Regions from separate parts of the Mus musculus genome. Here region 1 is linked to region 2. The links are chromatin loops, found by intact Hi-C in ENCODE. Cell type or tissue: heart. All regions are shown on one strand. Links, peaks and the distances in the headings refer to the core of each region. The heading gives the core; the rest is flanking DNA. Region 1 overlaps Palld (palladin, cytoskeletal associated protein). Region 2 overlaps Palld (palladin, cytoskeletal associated protein).

What was found. A loop is a pair of places that touch in the nucleus more often than their neighbours do. Peaks named below come from ENCODE experiments on the same cell type or tissue, not always from the same donor. Only the 100,000 strongest peaks of a DNase experiment are listed, where the experiment ranks them.
Region 1: a loop joins it to region 2, with 2.1 times the contacts of the local background. A loop is called at or near these places in 1 of 42 quality-filtered maps.

Annotation. Positions count from the first base shown.
Region 1 is chr8:61,777,523-61,787,936 of GRCm38, reverse strand. All of the region lies in intron 2 of Palld (palladin, cytoskeletal associated protein), which reads left to right. Among named protein-coding and RNA genes, the nearest start is that of Gm51576, 97 kb to the right of the region's middle. In heart, for the core only: no CTCF peak of the experiment used is centred there; no DNase peak of the experiment used is centred there.
Region 2 is chr8:61,704,596-61,715,009 of GRCm38, reverse strand. Palld (palladin, cytoskeletal associated protein) reads left to right here. Exons shown (of 22, transcript NM_001293772.2): 4 at 2,132-2,198; 5 at 3,530-3,635; 6 at 5,943-6,017. Among named protein-coding and RNA genes, the nearest start is that of Gm51576, 24 kb to the right of the region's middle. In heart, for the core only: no CTCF peak of the experiment used is centred there; a DNase peak (open chromatin) is centred at 5,869.

The sequences.
Region 1 (10,414 bases), core at 1,260-9,259, 73 kb before region 2:
AGGGAGACTGTATCTGTGAACTTCAAAAGGATAGGATTCTTGGAAGACAACTTTGGGGAATAGCATACCCATCCAATGCATTAAGATTATACAACCACATCCCAGGTATGGTTTAGCCGCCCTAAAGAGAAATCTGTTGCTATCAAGTATGTGTTTATCTCTAATTTATGGACTGACTGTGAAGACCCTTGAATGATCCTGAATGAGCCAATACCATCTGGAAACTCACTGTGTTTATCAACATCTTAATAGACCAGTTAAACATTCTTGACCCACTAGCTAGAATCCAAAGTGTCCTGCGATTTATTTTCCCAAGGGGAAAAAAAAAAGGTTTGTTGTTCTTATTTACCCCTTGAGTGGTTTTTATATAGTAAGCTTGATACTCTAAAGTCTTTTTTAGGCTGCTGTTTTGCTCCCAAGTGACTTGCAGAAGAAAAGCTGATTGTTCTTAATGGAAAAATGAAGGCAGGTAATTATGAACATACAACCTAATCATGATTTCTAATGCATCTCATGCAAACTTCAGGAAACAGTTTATGAGATGAACAACAACAAAACCCAGGCTTTTTCACATATTAGGCTCAAAAACACGCAGCCTTTTCTATATCTTATGTTACAGAACATAGAATTTTTTTCAGTGTCTTGAATACAATGGTTTCAGTTTGTTCCTTGTGTTTTGCTTGGCTCATTCCTTCTGTTTTTTTCTTATAACCCTCTGGTTATAGCATGTTTTCAGAAGGTGGTAGGGACAAGCATAACTCCTCCTTTATAAATGAAGCATGTAAGTGATTTCACTGAGCTTGCTAGCCCAGGCCTGTAATCCTATCTGTGGGGAGACTGAGACAGGAGGATTGGGAATTTGAGGCCAACCTAGGTATCATAGTGAGTTTTAAGCCAGCATTGGCTATAATGTGAGACCCTATCACAATCAAGCAATCACTAAATTAAGTGCCTCTGCCCAGGTTAAAAGTTAAAATGGTCCATACTTTCCACATTACTCCAAATGTTCACAGGGTAGAAAAGAGTTCTGTGGTCAAAGAAGATTAGGAAAAGGGGTTTTACACAAGAACAACAACAAAAACCTAAAAGTAAAAAGTTATTATTTTCATTACAGACATCCCATAGTCTAGACATGTGCTTTCCTAGTCTCCAGCAGTTCTCAAAGATGCATATAAAACCTTCCCATATCCAGAAATACATCATGGCCTGAGTTCATAGAAAAGGGTCCTTATCATATCTTACTTCAGAAAATGACTTCAAAAATGATCCCTAAAAAAACTAATTTATGGAAGCTGTTATGAAATCCAAGAATGATAAGAAAGCAGCATTCCTGCAAATTTCTATAGCAGCTGAAGGGTCAGACGGGCAGTGCTGCACCAACCAAGTATGTGACTCGCATCACCCTCCTCATCAAGCCCTGCCATTAGAGGCAGGGCACACCACATTTCCATCTCCATCTTTTTCTCACTTTTCCTTCAAACAAGAAAGAAAGCTCAACAAACAAATGGTGTCAATGTACCTTAGGTAACATCCAATACCCAGAGAGGTCCCCAAAACATCTCAAAGGCTGAAATTTTAAGCCAATCAACTCATCAATGAATCTAAAGGCCTGCAAGTGTGATCTCTCTAAACATAACACATAGAGCACAGTTGCTGTAGCAGGCTCTCAGTGCTTGGTAAAGTCATACAGAGAAACTGGAGATTATAGAGTGCAAGTTTATTATGTTTCAGCATGAATAATATTTGTTTTGTGAATATTAACTAGTATGGATATTAATAATGCATATATTTTAAGAGCAAAGGGGGAAATCCCATTGTCTGAGCATTCTTACTTTCAGGGACCAGAAAGGACTTTCCTAAGGACTTGTTCCTATCTGCTGATGCTCTTGCAGATAGCAGGATTTGTATTGGCTCAGGCTCAGTGCAAATGAGATTCTGAGAGAATGCCTGAGAGACTCAATCCTGATCACTGTTGTGAACAGAGGGTAAGAAGAATAACATTCTCCACTGACAGAATTTTCTGCTGTTTCTCCAAGTCAATCTTTAGTACAGTATTGTGTGCCCCAAAGGATACTAAATCTACCATCTACCAACCAGTTCAAGTAAAGAAAGAAAACTACCACAAAGTGAATTGCTCTTTGTTCTCAGTTAAAACAGGGGCACTCTGAAGACTACTTAAAAAAAAATGTGTTTCTACTGTAAATATATCTCCAGTTCAGAGCAGGTACAAGAGGGTGATGCAATAAGTCTTAAATGAGTTGTCTCTAGGGGGACCTGGTGGTGTACATTTAAATCCCTATACTTAAGAGGGGAGGCAAGAGGAATGCTGCAAGTTCAAGACCAGCTTGAGCTTCACCTGAGACCTTTTCTCAAAAAGGAGTCAGAATAAAATACATGTGGTACTTTGAATGAGAGTGGCCCCCCGTAGGCTTCTGTGTTTGAATACATGGTCCAGAGTTGGCGAAACTATTTGGGAAGGCTTTGGAAGTGTGGCCTTATTAGAAGAGGTGTGTTAAATGGTAGGTTTTGAGGTTTCAAGAGTACCCTGCCATCCACAGTGCCCTCTCTGTCTCCTGCAGACAGTTTGGGATATAAGCCTTCAGCTACTGAAATGCTTTCCAAACCTGGATTCCTGAGAAATACCTTAGTGGACTTTTAAAAATAATTCAGTATTCCTAGAGCCAGGAAGATGGCTCATTTGATAAAATGCTTTCCTGACACTCACACATGGTGACCTGTGTTTGGATCTCTTATACCTATGATTAAAAACAAAACAAGAGCAGGGAGACCCTGCCTACAATCCCAACACCAGGAAAGCAGAGAAAGGAAGATCCCTGAAGACTACCAGCCTACCACCCTAGCTCTAAGTTCAAGAAGAGACTCTGTCTCAAAAAAATACGATAGGGACTTGTAGAGAAAAATGTAAGCCATCAGCCTCAGACCTGCACACACACACACACACACACACACACACACACAGGCATACACACAAGCATTCCTATAACCCATACTTAACCAAATAAATGGACTTCTCAGAATGGAATCTGTGTATTTTCTTAAATTTTTCTAGATGACTCTAAATAAGCATCAAAAGCTATTGTTACAACCATGACTGAGAAAGTAGTTTCTAATAAATAAGTGAGAGGGGGTCATGAAGAAAGTACCTCCCTCTCCAGTAATCACCATGGCGTCAGTGGCACTGGATCTGTTGCAGATGTCACTAGAAGGCAGGTCAATGTGAAGGCAGGGGATATAAGACCAAGATCAGTGTCAGTCGATAGAAACCAGGGAAATGACCCGTACACTGGGCAAAGGAGTCTGAACCTAGGATATGCTCAGGACAGCTGTCTGAACATTGCACTGCAGGCATCTGAGTCCACAGGGGACCTCTATTTCACTACAATCACTCACTCCATCACCACCACTGCTCAGTAAATGAGAAAAAGATCTTTTTCTCATAAATATGTAGACAGCATAATGAATAGATTAAAAAATGAATGCCTATCATCAGAAGAATTCACTATTCATATTTCAGTAATCAGATTTTGTGCTAGGGACATGCAAATATGTTAATTTATAAGTTTTATAGAGTTTTTATTAGAAAAACTACTATTTTTTAAATTAAAGAACCATATACTTATTAATTTCTATAGCCACTGGTCAGTGTATCTTCCATATGATTATTATGAGTATTAACTTATTACTCCTAATTGATAATATTTCTATATTGTATTTGGTTATAAAGTAAAATATTAGTGATTTTCATCTTTGCCATTATGAAAGGCAAAAATAGCAGTGTATCATCATTTTAATTTATTGTCGTGGTTTGGGATAGGATTTTTTTATTTGTTGTTGTGTCTTTGTTTTGGGGGATTTTGGGTTTTGTTTTTTATTTTGTTTTGTTTTGTTTGGATAGTGCTGTGGATTGAACCAGATCCTTAAGAATACTGGGCAACCACTCTATCACTAAAGTACACCCTCGGCCCTGTATCCCTTTTTCAAGAAATGTGAAAATGATTTAAAATAGTCTTTTTTTAAAGTGATTATTATTCTTATAACAACTTTATTGTATCACTCAGTTTGGAGAAGGAAATACTAAGGACTGAACTTGAGACTCCAACATTCAATTTTTAAGTAGCTCAGTATTTTACATACTCCCTTGAAGAATGGTGGACCCCATAGGTTAATTTTAATTGTCATTGGGACTGATACTCCTTTAACATAGCATCTGACAGTGTATAGAAAATTAAATGCATGAAAAGAATGTTTTTGCATAGTCATTAAAATTCTAAATCTAGGACCCTCTCTTATCTAAGACATTTTCCTGATTTTATCTCGTATCTGGTTTTAGAGACTCATGGAGTCTGCCTTCTGATATCCCTACGGATTTAAGAAATAAAATCGTCAGCTTGCCAGCTGATTTACTGAACATGAAGAAGCATGGCAACCATAAATGGATATACTAAACAAACCGTTGATGAGCACCTCGTATTCAACAAAAGGCACAAGACCTGGGAGGTGGGGATGGGGAGTTAAAAATGAAGGAATCTGACAGATGTTCACAGGAGTCTGAGAAAAAAATACAACCTAATGGTATAAGGGCATAAAGTGGAGGACAGAGAGTGAAGAGCATAAGTCATGTGCCTGGAAATAAACTGAGGAGTGTGAGAGCTGGCTGTCTCCTCCCTATCCTTCGGGGAGTCAGCCTGTCTCCCCTTTTATTTCCACCATATTTAATGTGGTTTATTTAAAGATAAACAACAGCAGAAGTATGTGGAAAGCACAAAACACATGGAGGCCGGAGCCCATGATTGGCTGATAGTTGTTCTGACTCATAATCTTTTGGACCCAACACTCTCTAAGCTGCTTGCTCTAAGAACTGACTAATCCACCGCAGCAAGCCCTAAGCAGGCCCAGGCCACAGAGGAGCATCACTGGTAGTGATAACGGATCTTATTCACTAAGAGCTATACCGAGCTCTGAGTGTATTACCTGTATGTTTGGCACATTAAACAAGATAAAGCTGTAAAGCTGGTAAAAACTCGTACCTCTACCTATCACTCGAGAAAACCAAAAGTTAGTTACCGGAGCTCTGGTAATTCAGAGCCAAGTGATACATAAGTTAGATCATGGGGTCATTTATTCTTCTAGAAGGTTAAGTACCTGTGAATTTTGAGTTTGTTGTTGATGTTGTTTTTGTTTTAATTTGCCTACAAGAAACAGAAAGTCCACTGGACCCTGACCTTTGGGGGAACAGTCTAGGCAACCTATAACCTATCATACACGGTCTAGACAGAGATGCTCAGGAACATAAATACAGGCTACCACTGTGAGTAACTGTGGGCACTGGTCCCAGGAAACCCTACAGATGTCAGGTCTCAAACATAAAATGTAGAGTTTCCATAGAACTTACACATAAATGCTGGATACTTACAAGACTATCTGAACCTTTGACACTTATATATGTGTTGGGCCACATTCACAGATCTCTTTGAGCATGTACAGCTCATTCTATGGGCTATATGGGTGACTAAGTAACCACCCTGTAGATTTCTTAAAGACCCTAACACAATATAAATGCTGTGTAAATTGCTGGTTCACTATAGTACTTAGGGAACTATGACAAGAAAAAAGGCTCTGCAATATATTCAGAACAGATAGAATCACTTTTCAAATATGTTTGGTCTTCAGTTGGTTGACTCTGGTCATATGAGATTCAAGGGTATAGAGGGCTGACTGTTCTTGCTTTATAACTTAAAGGTTTTCAGTCTTGGACAGGCACATACCTGAAGCATGCCCACAGCAAGCCACTACTTATTCATAGACACTACATCTGCATCTCGAGATGGCTTTTTGACTCCAGGATTATTGGAGCTTTCATGATATTCTGCAGTGTCAGCCTTTAGAAGGCTGAATTTGCATTACCAATGCTAGATGATGCTTCCTCCAAAGTTCCTGAAATATAAAAATGTAAATACTGCTATTGCAGTAAATATTATTCAGGACTTTCTACCCCACCTGAGAACATTTAGTTCTCAAATAAAAGACAGAAAAAAATGTACATTTATAATAAGCCTTAAAGCATTTGAGTTGGGCAGATATCAACCCTCTATACTAGTTTGTCTACTTCCCAGTCAATAAGCCCGAGTTATCACTTGCCATGTGTATCCTGCTCCGCTCTTATTCCACCTCATGGCCATGAGCTCACAATTCACCTATCCCATGGCAACTTCTTTCCTTCTCTCTCGCCTCCTTGCTCTGCCAGGTCTCTGAGACCCCAGACCTGGGAACCTTCACTCCGCCCACTTTCTTCTGCCCTGTCCAGGCCATAGGCATCTTTATTAACGAATTAGTGATAACTCGGGAAGCAAAGAGTTTGCACACAAAAGCTGGTATACGTGAGGATCACAGTATTTAGCAAACACCAGACCAATCCACTACACAATGGTTTCTTAAAACATCTAAGAATTCCTTCTTATAAGTGACATCAAATGTTCTTTAAATTTAGAAATTCTTACTCGAGGTATTTTCTCCTCTCTTTCTCCAACCCTCAGTTGTTTTAATTCTTCCCTCATATCTAGAGCTAGTTGTTGTTAATTTGTTTTATGTTGATTTTTCCCTTTCTTTGTTTGTTTTGTCAATAGCTCCAACTTATACAAATCCTCTTAGCATGTGTGATGTCTTTCATTTATTTTCTCCACTATTATCCTTATAGGTTGAACAACTATGAGATGTTAAAAGACAAGGAAGAATAAACTCTATAACTATTTTTGCCCCACCAAGGTTTGTCTTACTGAAATAATTACAGTTTTTTCACACAGAAAGAGGAACTTTCACTTCACAGTCACAGCTCACAGCGGCACCTGAGGCTTTAGTCCAGGCTGTGCCTGACAGCCCTCCCCCATTTCCTTCCTGTCTCCTCCTGAGAAGAAATCTCTCCAAGGAGCATGGAGTGTTTCTCCCCATTGCACTGGGGAATCTAGAATTCTGGTGAAGTTAAAGCACTTAGCAGCAGGATTCAGACTTCCTCCATTCAACCTCTGCACGTAAGATCAAACTGTATCTGAGCCAAATCTATGTCCACCTGTGAGTAACAGGCAGTGTGATTTAATGTGGCTTGAGCCCACAGAGGCTTGCGTTTTCCTGTAATAAGAAGCCGGGCCTTGTGGAGATGATGGGAGATGATGCTGGTGTCTGCTCATCAGCTGATCTTTCAAAGCAATCTCTCAGGGATCCATGTACAAACGGGTTCAGGAGGGAAAGCCAATTTTGTCAGGTTTTTGGTCATGCAGATAAGATCACGTGTTAATGGCATCCTTTTAATCACAGGGCACAGGGAGACCTTTGTTGCCATAATACACAAGGCTGCATATGACCCCAGTTTTCAAAAATCTTGCTCATGCCCAGGTTTATCATCAAATCTGCCTCCTACATACGTATGTGGGGTGTTTAGTCCCTGGTTGGAACAACTGACTAGCTTAAAGAACCTCAGGGCCTAATCCTGTGTGCCAGGAACTCTAACTGGACTGTTGGTCCTCAGTGACCACGCCCTTGCTGGACTGGCCTGACCATCAGCAAACTGAGTAGATTTTTGTTTTTTCCTCTCTAAAGTCTGTGAAGTGACATTTGCCTCTGTGTCCTCAGAGTTGATGCAGTTAAAGGTCGTACTTTCTCCTAACAACCTCCACCAACAATCAAATCCACAGCCATCCATCCCACCATTTGGCTGTGACATCTAAGCTTGCAAGGTTCTGCTATAAATCACTCCCCACTCCCCTGAATTGATTGCCTGAGGTCTTCTGAGCTGAGTTCTAGCACACCTTGCCAGGCAGACAGACACCAGAGATCCTGTAGCTCAAATACAGAGTTGTAACACTCTGCCTTGTTGTTATCATGTGTTGAAATAACAATAAGACACTTAGATAAAACCCCTCAACACAAGATCCCATCGATGTTTCCATTTGACAGATGTACGTTTTACAAGACTTTCAGTTTGTGGATCACTGAAACAAAGGCCTTTGAAGTCTTAGTCCATGACCAAGCTATAGCAAATTCTAAGGGTCAAATTTAGGTCCTAGTGTCTGTCCATTTTGAGGTTCTAGTGTCTGAAATCTGAGCACCATTTTAACCCATGATGCCGCAGACAGACTGTTGTAGTTTTGGGTTAGTTTATGTAGCCTTCCCCAGTAAATCTTCAAGGTTGCTTGCTTCTTTCTGTTATTGCAAGCACTCATAGGCTATGATCTCTATGAATACAGTTAGACACACAAGTATGAATATATTCAACCTTTCTCCAACTTCCCCAAAGAGATCTAGTAAGACCTGAAGTGCTCTTGAAATCTGAGTTTATGCATGCCTTCATATTCAGAAATCATATTTCTGGTTCCCTCTCATTATAGAAATTATTGTCCATCATTTCCCTGGGATGATTTTCATGATCTATCTGTACCCAACACATGAATGGTGGTAATCCTGGTTTTAGAGAAGTCTCCACTTTTTCTCCCGATTTGAGGTTGACTTTCCAATAGCCATGACAGGCCTATGTCAATCAGGCCCCAACTCCACAGACGTACACTAATCAAAGCATTTCTTGGATACATTGTGGCCTAATGATTTTACCCAATGTATACCTGGGTATTATTCTTTGGGTCTGAAATCTTAATATACCTGTTCCCTCAAAATAAAGTAAATTCAATGAGCTCAATATGCACCTGCTTTCTAATACATCTCAACATGGCTACCCAGCCTAGAGAAACAGAGATGTATCACCAAGAATTGCCTTTAAAAACTCTGTCTCTGGTTTACTTGAGGCTTCTTGGGGACAGAGTGGAATGGTCCACATTTGTGCTGAGTAGAGTGAGCTTCCTGACAGTCTTCTATCACTCTGAAAGCAGACAACAACACAGAGAATCTTCCCTGGAAGAGGGTGAAGAAGGAAAACCAATCTTCCTTCAGGATCAGTGTCTAAGAAACTATAAAATTAAAAAAAAATCTCTCATGTGTCTCTTCACTGTGGTCAGACCTGTTGAGACTCTGTCCTAAGAAACCACCTTGCTCATGTGGTTCTGCTGAGTCCACCTCCCGGACACTTTGTCCTTCTTGTCTTCCTTTAGGAACAAGTAGAAAAAGTGAAAATATTCTGGGAGGTGGCATGAGAGAAAAACCTAAGTTTTGAATGTGATTCTTCAAAATGCACTTACCCATTTCCATATGTTAAAAGTAGAGGTCTTATTACCTTATAGGCAGCCATGTATTTAGGCTGGGCATGAGGCTGTATGGACAAAGAATGGTTAATATAGTAGTTAGGAAAGCTCTGGGCAATCTCAGATGTAGTAGCCACCCAAGTTTGGTGTTCCCAATGAATGGTGACAGAGGAATATTACGGAAGTGACTGTCCCAAATTAGGTACCATGCTTTTCATAGCCATGCTTCATCAGCAAACATAGACCATGAGTCTTTTCAGAGTCTCTCAGCTCAGCATACTGTCCCCAACCCTAATCATTGCCTATTAGCTTCATCTTTTCCTCCTCTTTTGGGCGTGTGTCAACACTCAGTAATCATGCTGCATCCTGTGTTCCAGATAACAATGCCAGAAATAGTCACAGGTTTTACGCATTGGCTGAAAGGGTGAGGTTGTAAAATACACATATTTCTATTTGAGGGGAAGGCAGTAGTGAGATGAGTCCTACCTCCTTTGGCTGCTGTGTGGAGTGAGCTCAGCACTACACTTCCAGATACAGGGTAATTAGAAATAATGAGTCGCTGGGATTACCCCAAGTTTTCTGAGGACCTGGAGTGTGCCCCAGTCATACTGGCTTTGAAGATGAGCATTCATAATGATAAAAGTAAGGGAAGTAGATTATACTAATTCATTGGTACATAGCCAAAGACAATCTTAAAAGATGGCAGTGATACCACATAAGTAGTATGTACACAATAAATAAATAATGATGGTAATAAATAATAATAGATACCACGCAGTCATGCCAACAACCGTGTTAAAAAAAATGAGTTGGAGAGCTCTACATGTATTCAACTGCCTTAACCTAACACTGTTATCCTTCTGGTTAGGAGCTAGGAATTCATTTAAAGACTGGAGAATTTGATCGATCTCTCTCTCCTCTCTCTCTCTCTTCTCTCTCTCCCCTCTCTCTCTCTTCTCTCTCTCCTCTCTCTCTCCTCTCTCCTCTCTCTCCTCTCTCTCCTCTCTCCTCTCTCTCCTCTCTCCTCTCTCCTCTCTCCTCTCTCCTCTCTCCTCTCTCCTCTCTCCTCTCTCCTCTCTCCTCTCTCCTCTCTCCTCTCTCCTCTCTCTTCCCTTCCCCTTCCCTCCCTCCATTCTCCTCTCCCTCCCTCCCTCTGTCTGATAAAGAAACGTAGTAAGTAAGGGTTATGATACACAACTCTGTCTCTACAG
Region 2 (10,414 bases), core at 1,670-9,669:
CTCCCTCACACTAAGTTTCTTAAACAAACAAAAAAAATCACTTTTAAAATATAAATCATAACAGGAAAATTAATTTTTTTACCTGCTAGGAGTCAGGTGAGCATAGCTGTTTTTCCTCCCATATTTTTGACCTCTTTGAGACCGCCATAGGACTTTGCTCCCCTTAAAATCCATTTTATGATTCCAATTAAGCTGTTATCTCAGAATAGCCCAGCCCATACTGATAACAGGCTTTCTTCGTAGTTCCCGAGACTTCCTCTGCTTAGTCCCTCCCACCTCTTCATCACTATGTAAGCTGCATCCTCCTCCTCTCTCTGACGTCTGCTTCTACTGCTTCTGTGTCGTTTGCCTGGTTTTTCTATGTATCCCATCCCCCAGCTAATCCTGTGGTTCAGTCAGCTCACCACCCCCAATGCCCTGCCAATAGACTCCAGGCCTTTCGGCTCCAGCACAGCACACCTGGCCTCAAATGTTGCCTCTCCAGCCTCTTTTCTGCTTTCTGCTTTCTAGCTTTCTGCTGTACACTCCCTCCACTCCATGTCCCCAAATAAGTCTTGCAGTTCTCTGACCACCAGTGCTCCCAGCAGAGGCTAAAGGCCAGCTCTGAGCAAGCATGGAACTAAGCACTCTGAGGAATCCAGATCCACACAGCCTGGAAGGTAGTGGGGGAGGGGGAGAGGACGGTTCAAAAACAGAGTGCAGCCTGTCACCAAATGCGGCTTGGTTCTTCCGTTTTCCTGCCTATAAAGTGGTCACTTACTTCTTGGTGAGGTTATAACAGGTTATCACACCCCAAAGGTGCGAGGAGCCAAGCTGACCGCTGTGGTACGTATTAACCACTCACAGTTTGGAAATTCCTTTTTCAACCTTCCCTTAATTCTCGGGGGACTGATAATTTTTCAGCAGAAAACTGACAGGTGACATGCATGGTGTAAACAAGGAGTCCTCAGAATCCAGAGAAGACAGAGACAAAGGATGGCATGTACAGGCAGAATAGCTAGAGTGTCCTAGGAAAGTGAGTCACAGAACTGCAAGTACAAAGGAGGCAGCTGAGACAATGACAAGGAGACCACCCGCTCCCTCCACTTGATCCTTTGTGAACCTTCCTCGCTCCCTACTTACAAAGGCAAGCTCACTCCATTCCTCTCTGCCCACACTCCTCTACCAGTTTGATTTTTCCCTGTTTTGCCATATAAGGTATTAAATTCTGACTCCTCTATCTGTGTTCTCCCAAGAACGGGACTCTACAAGGGTTTGTGTATCTGTTGAATGTCTTTGGGACCACATCCCAGCTTCCTAAGCTGTGTCCGCCAGTGAGTACATTCAAGTTCGTGGATCGCGATCATGTGACTTGCAAATGCTGGAAGTCTGGCGAAGAAATCCGTGAAGTCTGTAAGATGTCAGATTTGAGGAGTTCTCTTTTAAACTAAGACATCTTCTTGTGCCTTTATAGGAAAGGTGTGTGCTAGGAAAAAATTAACCTGACATAAGAGGAGGACAGCTCTGGGAGGGAAAGAAATGGAAAGACAGGAGCCTTCTGGGTAATACAGGAGCCAGGTGAAGAACGCCCACGCCCACACCGGAAGAAGTGGGAAGGGACAGAGCAAACATTCCAACTGAGTTACTTCAGCATGACTGTTTTCAAGGTCAACAGAAGACCTGAGAGACTGTACTGCAGCGCGGGCACTATAACATTCAGATGAAGAGTTGGGAAGCTGCTTCCGATGAACAGTAGTGAAGACAGCCCACCCCATGTGATCTCCCAGGGTTAAAGTTTAAAACCACGGCATTTGTCCACAAAGACACTCACATTTGTCTCATAGTTGTCTAGCCATGTAAAAGGATGGCTGAGATGGCCAAAGATATTAAAAAGGAAGCTAATAATAAATTGTAAGCACAGTGGCCTAAAGGAAGCTATTAATAGTACCTTTAAAAGGCTATTTTCTGGAGAAACAGCAATAAAAAGTGATGCGACACTGATCATCCTCAATTTTGATGTGTATTTATAGCACAAATAAGACTTTTCAGGTTGTTGCTGTTTATAAACGAAGACCATTATACTCTTTGGAACTCTTGGAGATGCTGGCACCGCTCATGGCCTAACTGTCTCATGATCTTTAATGTCTTCCAGGAGCCAGTTCAACGGACTCTGACAGCGAAAGCTTATCTTTCATATCAAAAGCTGGAGCCATGCCACAGTGAGTTGCCTTTGGGTCCCCTGGTGGCCCTTGTGACAAAGAGGGGTGACAGAGCTGCTGGGTTTTGATGCCAGGAGTGCTGGGATGGGAATAGTCAAGCCATGTCCATCGGAGAGAGAGAGTGCTTAGAGTTGGGACACAATTTTTTACTTTGTATGACTTTAAACTGTGGGGATCTATTTCAACATCAGCATGCCAAAACCCAGCCAAGAGCTTTGTTAGCTGCAAAGACAGCCTTGGAGCTGATTAAGTAAATGGCAAGACCAGTCACACTGAGAGAAAAATCAGTTAGGTCCGAAGGAGAATCAAAATGTCTAATTGAGCCAGAAATGGATTTTCTTTTTATTGGATAAAGGTTTTGTTGTTGTTGGTTTTTGCTAGTAAAACCTTATATCTGAAAAGGCCAAAATTTGCTTATCCCTAGAGAGACATGCATTATTTAAAAAAGTGTTACTGTCTCCTCTATTTTACAAAAGTACAGCCAAGTCTACCTGAGTTTGGTAGAAAATTCCATTAATGGTGAGATGTGCTAACAAATGTTTTTTGTTGCTAGTAAATATATAACAGTTATCTCTATTTAAAATGCTAATTTCCCTGATTAGATCTTACACATTAATATAAATACTGTACTGTAAGACTGTTACAATAATAAAATAATCGTATTTTATTTGAAAAATCATGTCCAGTCAACATCAGATAATCATCATTGCTAATGAAGACTATACATTTGTACATTTTTTTTCTGATTTAAATTAGAATTCAAATGCAGAGATTTCACACCCTCTCAGCCACACTGAGCCAGGCAATGGACTGATTCCCCTTGGTTTTTCTCTTCTACAACACTAAAGTCTCAGAACTAAGAGAAGACAAAAATTCTCAACAAAATTTGAATCCAGCAAAAGCGACAGCTGTTAGCCCTAAAATAAACACTAAAACTGAGTTAAATATAGGACCCTAACCGTAAAGATGTCAAATATTTGCTAACTGATAGAGATTGAAGCTTTCCAAGATTCTATTTTCTCTTGGGATTTTAAAAAAAATAATACCTTAATAATCTTTATCAGTGTGAGTTGCCTCTGGTTCATTTTCTTTCTTCTGTGTGTTTATTAAAGTCAGTTCTATCCAGGTCCTGACCACACAGCTCTTTTGGCAGTTTGTTTTGATAAGTTCCAACTTCTGAAACAAATTTTAATGGAAGTAGACCGGGTCTACAAATAGAAACCCAGGTCTTCTGTAAAAATAGTTTAAAGAATAATTGCTAATTTATAAAAACACAAAACAACAACAAAAACAAACAGCTTCTACCTAACACTCGCTTCCCTATTTTCCAGAGCTCAGAAGAAAACAACGTCCGTTTCCTTAACGATAGGATCCTCAGCTCCGAAAACAGGAGTGACCACAGCTGTGATTCAGCCCCTATCTGTGCCCGTCCAACAGGTAATTGTGCCTCCAGCCACCAAGGAGCTGAGTTCAGGAACATCAGGCTCTTCTGTTTTATGAATACGAGTTCAATTCTAACTGACAAATTCCCATGCAATATTTTCTGAGGAAAAAAAAGAAAAACTACCCACAATCGAAGGAAGAAAAAAAATAATGGTTAATGTTCTCATTTTTGCTCATTAAGAATAATCTGTAATCACAGCCACACTACCAGGAAGTCACCAGCCAAGCTCAAATAGGAATTTCTGAGCTGATAATAAGCCTTAGCTCTGACTGTCCTCTCTGACCTTCCTTTCAGTTAGCCTATCTCATTAGCTTATTTATTTAAAGAGACCAATAATGTTCACACACCAACCAAAAACTTTTCCCATCTCAGAAGGCCAAACAGTATGGCTTAGAAAAAATAAAATAAAATGGTTTGATTTCACTATACTGTTTTTAAATATTGGTTTAGGGTCCGTGTGAGACTGTTTTATTGAAGAAAGAGCAAGTTCTAGGAAGGGACTGTAGTAGGTTTACTCTCCAAGCACCATCAGCATTACTCCTTAAGTAAAAGACAAAATCAAATGTCTGTAAAGAATTGATATGATGTGAATCTGTAAGTCCAACAGTAGTAGTAGGTTTCCCGGACACTCCTGGTAAGTAAACCCATCCCTAGTTAAAAGATTTGTCTCGTGTGCATCCCCATGCCTTCCATGAGTTCTTATTACTCACAATATTATCAGAATCATAACAACTACCACATGCCATACATAGTAACATGTAAGAGATGAACTTTAGGGGAAAGACATTTGTGTTCATAAACCAACAAGAATAAGTGACTCAGTAGAGGCAGCCATAGTAGGTATTTCCTTTAAACCACTGAACTAGAGTTTTCATTCAAAACTAATGGTAGCCTTAACTCAAGAGTTTGGCTTTTAGTTCTCAACTAGAATTTATGTAAATGCTAACCACTCTGCTAGATATTTAATAGCAGAAAGCAGAAGTCATCAGCGCCCCCTCCTTCCCAGTCTGGCTGGGCAAAACTCTAGAAGCTTCTCAATATGACCAAATGTATTGTGAGATACAGATGAGAACATACATTGATGTATAGATGCAAACACTACAGTGATGTGTAGAGTACATTGTCAATGGCTTTATTTATAAGAACTCCGAATAATGAGTCCTAGTTTACAGATGTGAGGCTGAAGTGCTCATCATTTCTTCCTTACAGCCAATGAGAAGAAATGTTTAATATATGGGAGCCAGAGTTTCTGGGTTCAAATCCCAGCTCTACCCACTTACTGAAGGGACTTCCGAGCAAATAGCATAACCTCTCTGGGCCTAATTCCTTTGTCCGCAAACTGGAGATGATAAGACCAGGGGTGTCTCCCCGGGGTGTTGTGAAGAGTTTCTTACTTAGTTTTTATGTGACGTTTCAAACAATGTCTGACCCAGGGTAAGGCTATAAAAGTATTCGTGTATGCTTTGGATGTCCACGATAGTGAAAAGTGAGACACAGGCCTCCCTCCTGAAACATAAGCCAGTAAAATATATTCCTGGGACAATGAATAAGATCTGTCACTGCCATAGTATCTCCACCGCACTGTGGTGTCACACAGTGTGTCCAGACAAATGTGATCAGATGGCTATCGATTTATAAGTAAGTCCAGATTGCCTGAAAATAAGCAATTTCACACACAAAAGAGTTCCATTCCCTGCTTTTTATTTTCCATTCACAACTCTGAAAGCTTTTACCTCCCCTGAGATGACTGCTGTTCAATAACAGTTTCAGTGCCTTGACATTTTTTATTTTTTACACATCAATAAATGAGTTTTATTTCTTTCCCTCATAATTTCTATCTCCCTTTACTGACAGAGTTCACATTAAAAACAAGATCGGCAGATGTTCCCATTTCTTACCTTACCCTCCATTGCCCATAGCTTATCCTTTTGATTCAATGAATCCGGAATGTATTTTAAAATAAAATATAGCGTCTGTGAGACGGTCTGAACAGACCCCTGTGGAAGTCCCACACACAGAAATCCATTTGGTAATAGCATTTAAAGGCTCTCAGAGTCCCCCAGGACCCAGGGAGCTCTTGCCTCCAATATCCTTTTGACCAAAGAAGAGTAACAGATGTGAAATTAGGGGGCAGAACAATGTCTGTACTGTAAGAGTAGACTAGCGGGTAACGTGTGGCGACACTCCCATAGCCTGGAATCACTCACGTGGAGCAATCCCCATAATGAAAGGCTTCTCTAGCTCATCCCTTCAAAGATGTATAGGTTGAGAATCTGATCCATGTGTCTCTGCTCTTTCAGGCTCACAGCGCTACTTCATATCTCTGCCGACCTGACGGAACCACCATGGGCTGCCTTCTTCCTGTTTTTACTAAGGTCTGACATCTGGAAGTCTCATTCTCCATGTTTTCTTTAGTGCTTAAATTTCATTCACATGTGACTTTATGTAGCAGCCCTTAAGATTTGAAATGAAGATATTAATAGGCAGATCACCATGGTTACCTTAGGGGATAGGTAGGTATTCATTGAATAATGACTGTATGGCTGTTTTCTTATGCAAGATTGAGAAATGTGGTTGGACGCAGGTGAAGCAGATGTCTGACTTAATGGGAAAGCTAAGAGAGGTATGAATAATTCAGTGTTTAATTTATTTCCTTTCTTTATAGCTGGGCATGATGGCATATAACTGTAGCCCCAGCACTTGGAGGGAGAAGGGCAAGGGTTTTTAAGAGTTTGAGGCCAGGACTAGTCTGTACAATGAATCCCAAGAATCAGTCAGGTTACTTTTTTACTACCAGGGAAACCTCTTGAAAGATCTAGGAAGCTTTACAAGACAAAAACAAAAAAAACCAACAACCCAAGCAAACAAACAAACAAAAAACTGATTTTTCCACTTGTTTTAAGTTGGAGATTTACATTGCCAAGTTGAAGGAGTCCCATGCCATTCTGACAGGAGTCAGAAATCTGTCCATGCAGATTCTCTTTCTTTCTTTCTTTGTGTTTTTTGGAGAGAGTCTAAAACTTTATTGATGGACATTTTAAAAGGCCAAATAAGAGGAAAAATAAGCCATTCTCATGTAGAAAGATTAATAAAGTCCTTAGTCCCCTGACATAGGGTATCTCTGATACAATTTTGCTGAACTCCCAACAAGTTTCTTGTTTCTATCCATTTGTTTGATATAGAATTTAGTAGCCTGGTTCTAAAAGTTATGTTGTAAGGGGGTGGGGGAGTTACTGTAAATAGCCAGGGTCCTACTAAAGAAATAAAAGGGGCACCATTATGGAAGAAATGAACTTGCCTTATAACATACTAAGGTACCCTAAAGATCTGTTATCTACATTAAAAGTTTAGCATCCATAATCTGAAATGCTTTAAAAACTAAAATGTCGTATTTTGACGGATGCCTGAGTGGAAGATCCTATCACACACAAAGTGACAAATCTCAGTCCACGTGCAGGTGTATTATATAAACACTGTATAAAATTTCCTTGGGATATGTGGGTTAGGTATTCAGAAAACATTACTGAATTTCATGTTTGCTTGTGCCCTGCCTTAGTGTATTTTCTGTTGCTATGATAAACACCATGACCCAAAGCAACTTGGGGAGGAAAGGGTTTATGTGGCTATGCGTTCAGGTCACGATCCAACAGAGAGGGAAGTAACAGCAAGTAAGAAAGCAGAAATCAAGGAGGAGCTGTGCTTTCTGACTGGCTCCCTAGCTTCTGCTCAGCAAGCATTTTTTGTATAACCCAAGACTCCTTGCGGAGGGATTGGCACCACCCATAGTGGTCTGGACCCTCCTACATCAATTAGTAATCAAGAAAATACCACACTGTCCTGCCCACGGGACAGTCTGATGGAGGCAACCCCTCAACTGAAACTCAGTGGGTAATTCCAGGCCAGCAGAAGCTAACTAGGAGAGATCCGATGCCCAAGATATCCCCATGTCTATGTAAACACTCCAGTGTTTAAAACAAATCCAAATCCCAAATCCAAAACACTTTTGGATAAAGGCATGAGTCTCCTCAAATTGCTGAGGAGTCAGAATAGCAGAGATATTTCAATAACTGCAGGCACGTAGACACACTTGGGGACACAGTGAATTCTTTTAGTAAGATAAAAAAAAAAATAAAATAAATGGAACTCCACACTTTTCACAAAAAAAAAAAAAATTCCAAGTACACTGAAGATACATGAGAAAACCACTCTGAAATCCTCAGTGAGGATGCCTGAGTGGCTCAGGGGCATCATTCCTGGCCTCAGGATGCTGCAGTCAAAGAGTGCTGTGAGTTCAAGATAAGCCGGGGCTAGGGAGTATGAACCCTCTGGAGAAAGGAAGAGAGAGATGGAGAGAAGGAATTTCTGTCAGGCCACACCAAAAGCAGCTTTGTTATCTTTGTGGGGGTAGGGGGGGTTATTTTCCCTCTGAAGCCTGACTGAATCCAAGCTTAGTAAAGGCCTCTTTCCACAAGTCACCCTTTTCCCAGTGAGCGTAGAAAACAAATGGTATCTGTTGAAAAGCCTCCCCCCCCCCCAAAAAAAAAAGCTAGAAACAATAAAAGCCAAAGAAATCCTTTAAGACTGTGACAAACCTAAGTCTCTGGTACAGATATTTTCTTCTGGTGCTTTGAGCAGGGACCGCCTAGAGGGACCATGCTCACAGTCAACATGAAGTATAAGAGTTTTTCACAGCCAACTTCTCAAGGACATCTCTGGAAGACTGTGTTAAATCATGCATTGCTAACCATGACTCATCGGATGCAGGGGCACCTTAGGCTAAGACACCTTTAGCCCAGGCTAGCCTTCAACTCACAATCTTCCTTCCTCAATTTTCTCAGTGCTGGGATTTTAAACATTGCACCACTATGACCAACCCTCCCATGACTCTTCATTTAAACAGATCAAGTCCATATTGAGTGTACAGGTGGAGGAACACAAAGGTACCATTTAGTTTTCCTTCATCCCAAGGTCAAATGCTTCCTTTGTCATGGCCTGGCTCGTGTAAACATGAGATTCCTTCCTGGACACCTAGAACATGCTGAAAAATCTAGAACTGAAACCTCAGAGTCATCCACTGCAATCCAACTGCTAGGACACAGACACTGTTAACAGTTATCTTACCCCCCCACCACCACCACTACCACCATAATTACCACACATATAAATCAAATCATGAACTGTTCTGTGTACTAACAACATGGCTGGGAAATACGATTTTTAATATATGTTGCTTTTTTAAGAAATGAAAGGCAGAGAGTGTGTGGAAGCGGTGTGTGCATCTCCACCCTCTAACCTGGTGCCTGGTGTGGCATGCCTGCTTTCTGCTGGATACATCTCCTCCCTGCAACTGCTTTCTCCTTTTCCCTTTAAGCAGCTTCCCTCTGTGGTCTGCAGCATCCTTTTTAGGCTAGGCTTTAGTGGAGCAGGTTTAGACAATGACCCTGCACCTGCTCTTAACTCAGATGACACTTGGACTCATCACACTGATTCTCTGGCATTCCTCTTGTGCATGGCAGTGACAGTGCATGGCAAGGGGACTCTTCCTATCAAAGGAGTACCTCCATCTATTTCCTCGTGTTTCTCTAAAGATTCCCAGCATGGGTAACAAGGATGGTCACTGGATGGCTACTCCAGAGGGCTGTTCTTTCCTTAGACCCTTCCAGGGAACCACAGTGCCAAGTGAACATGATCTGTGTTGACAGGTCTTCATATGGAGCCGGAAGCATCCAGGGCGCCCAGATTCCACACTGAATTATGATTCAGATGGCTAAGCACAGCTTCTGAAGGTTGATTCTCATCATTCTGAGGGCTCCTCCTTGTTTGTTTTAATGGCTTACTGGGCTTAACCATCTATGATGCATGTGCCTGTGTGTGTGTGTTTGTGTGTGTGTCGTTGTGTGTTTGTGTCTTTGTGTGTATGTGTCTTTGTGTGTGTGTCGTTGTGTGTTTGTGTCTTTGTATGTATGTGTCTTTGTGTGTGTCTTTGTGTGTGTGTCTTTGTGTCTGTGTGTCTTTGTGTCCGTGTCTTTGTGTACACATGTGCATGCCTCTCACTACAGTAGAAGGCAAGCTGGAACTGAAGTCTAGGAGCAAGCATACATTTCTGTTGCCCTTTATCGGTAGGCATCTGTGCTTTTGCTATTTCTCTTGCTTTTAAACACAAAGGGAAAAAGCCACATGGTTTTAGGAATAAATCTAATCTCCTTTGATGCCTAAAAGCTTAAACATGAAAAATATTTGGGTGTCATTTGTTATATACCAGAACTAGCTTCCTGGAGATATTTCATAGGTTGGCTCATAGAAAGCTGGACCGCACACTGTGCTCTGAAACACTAAATTAACTCATCTCTGGCTACATTCATGAACTACAAAACATTTACTTAAAAGTCAGAGATTTTCTAGGGCTAGCATCATGTCCCATCTGATAAAGGCACTTTTTTTTTAACCAAGCCTGAGTTTATTCCCTAGGACCCACATGGTAGAAGGAGAGAACCAACTCCCTTGAGTTATGCTCTGGCATGTGTATACCCCAGTCCCACACACAGTGAATAAACAAATATAGTAAAACATGAAAAGAGATTCAAAGCCCAGCGACTTGTTGCACTTTAAAACACAAATGGAAAAAAGAATGCAATCATTAGTTGATTTTTTTTTAAGAATAAGTCTCAGGTAGCCCAGGATAGCCTCACATCCTCAATATAGCTGAGGATCACTTTAAGGTTGTGATCATCCAGCATCTACTTCTGTCTGTGCTGAAAATTTTTAAATGAGA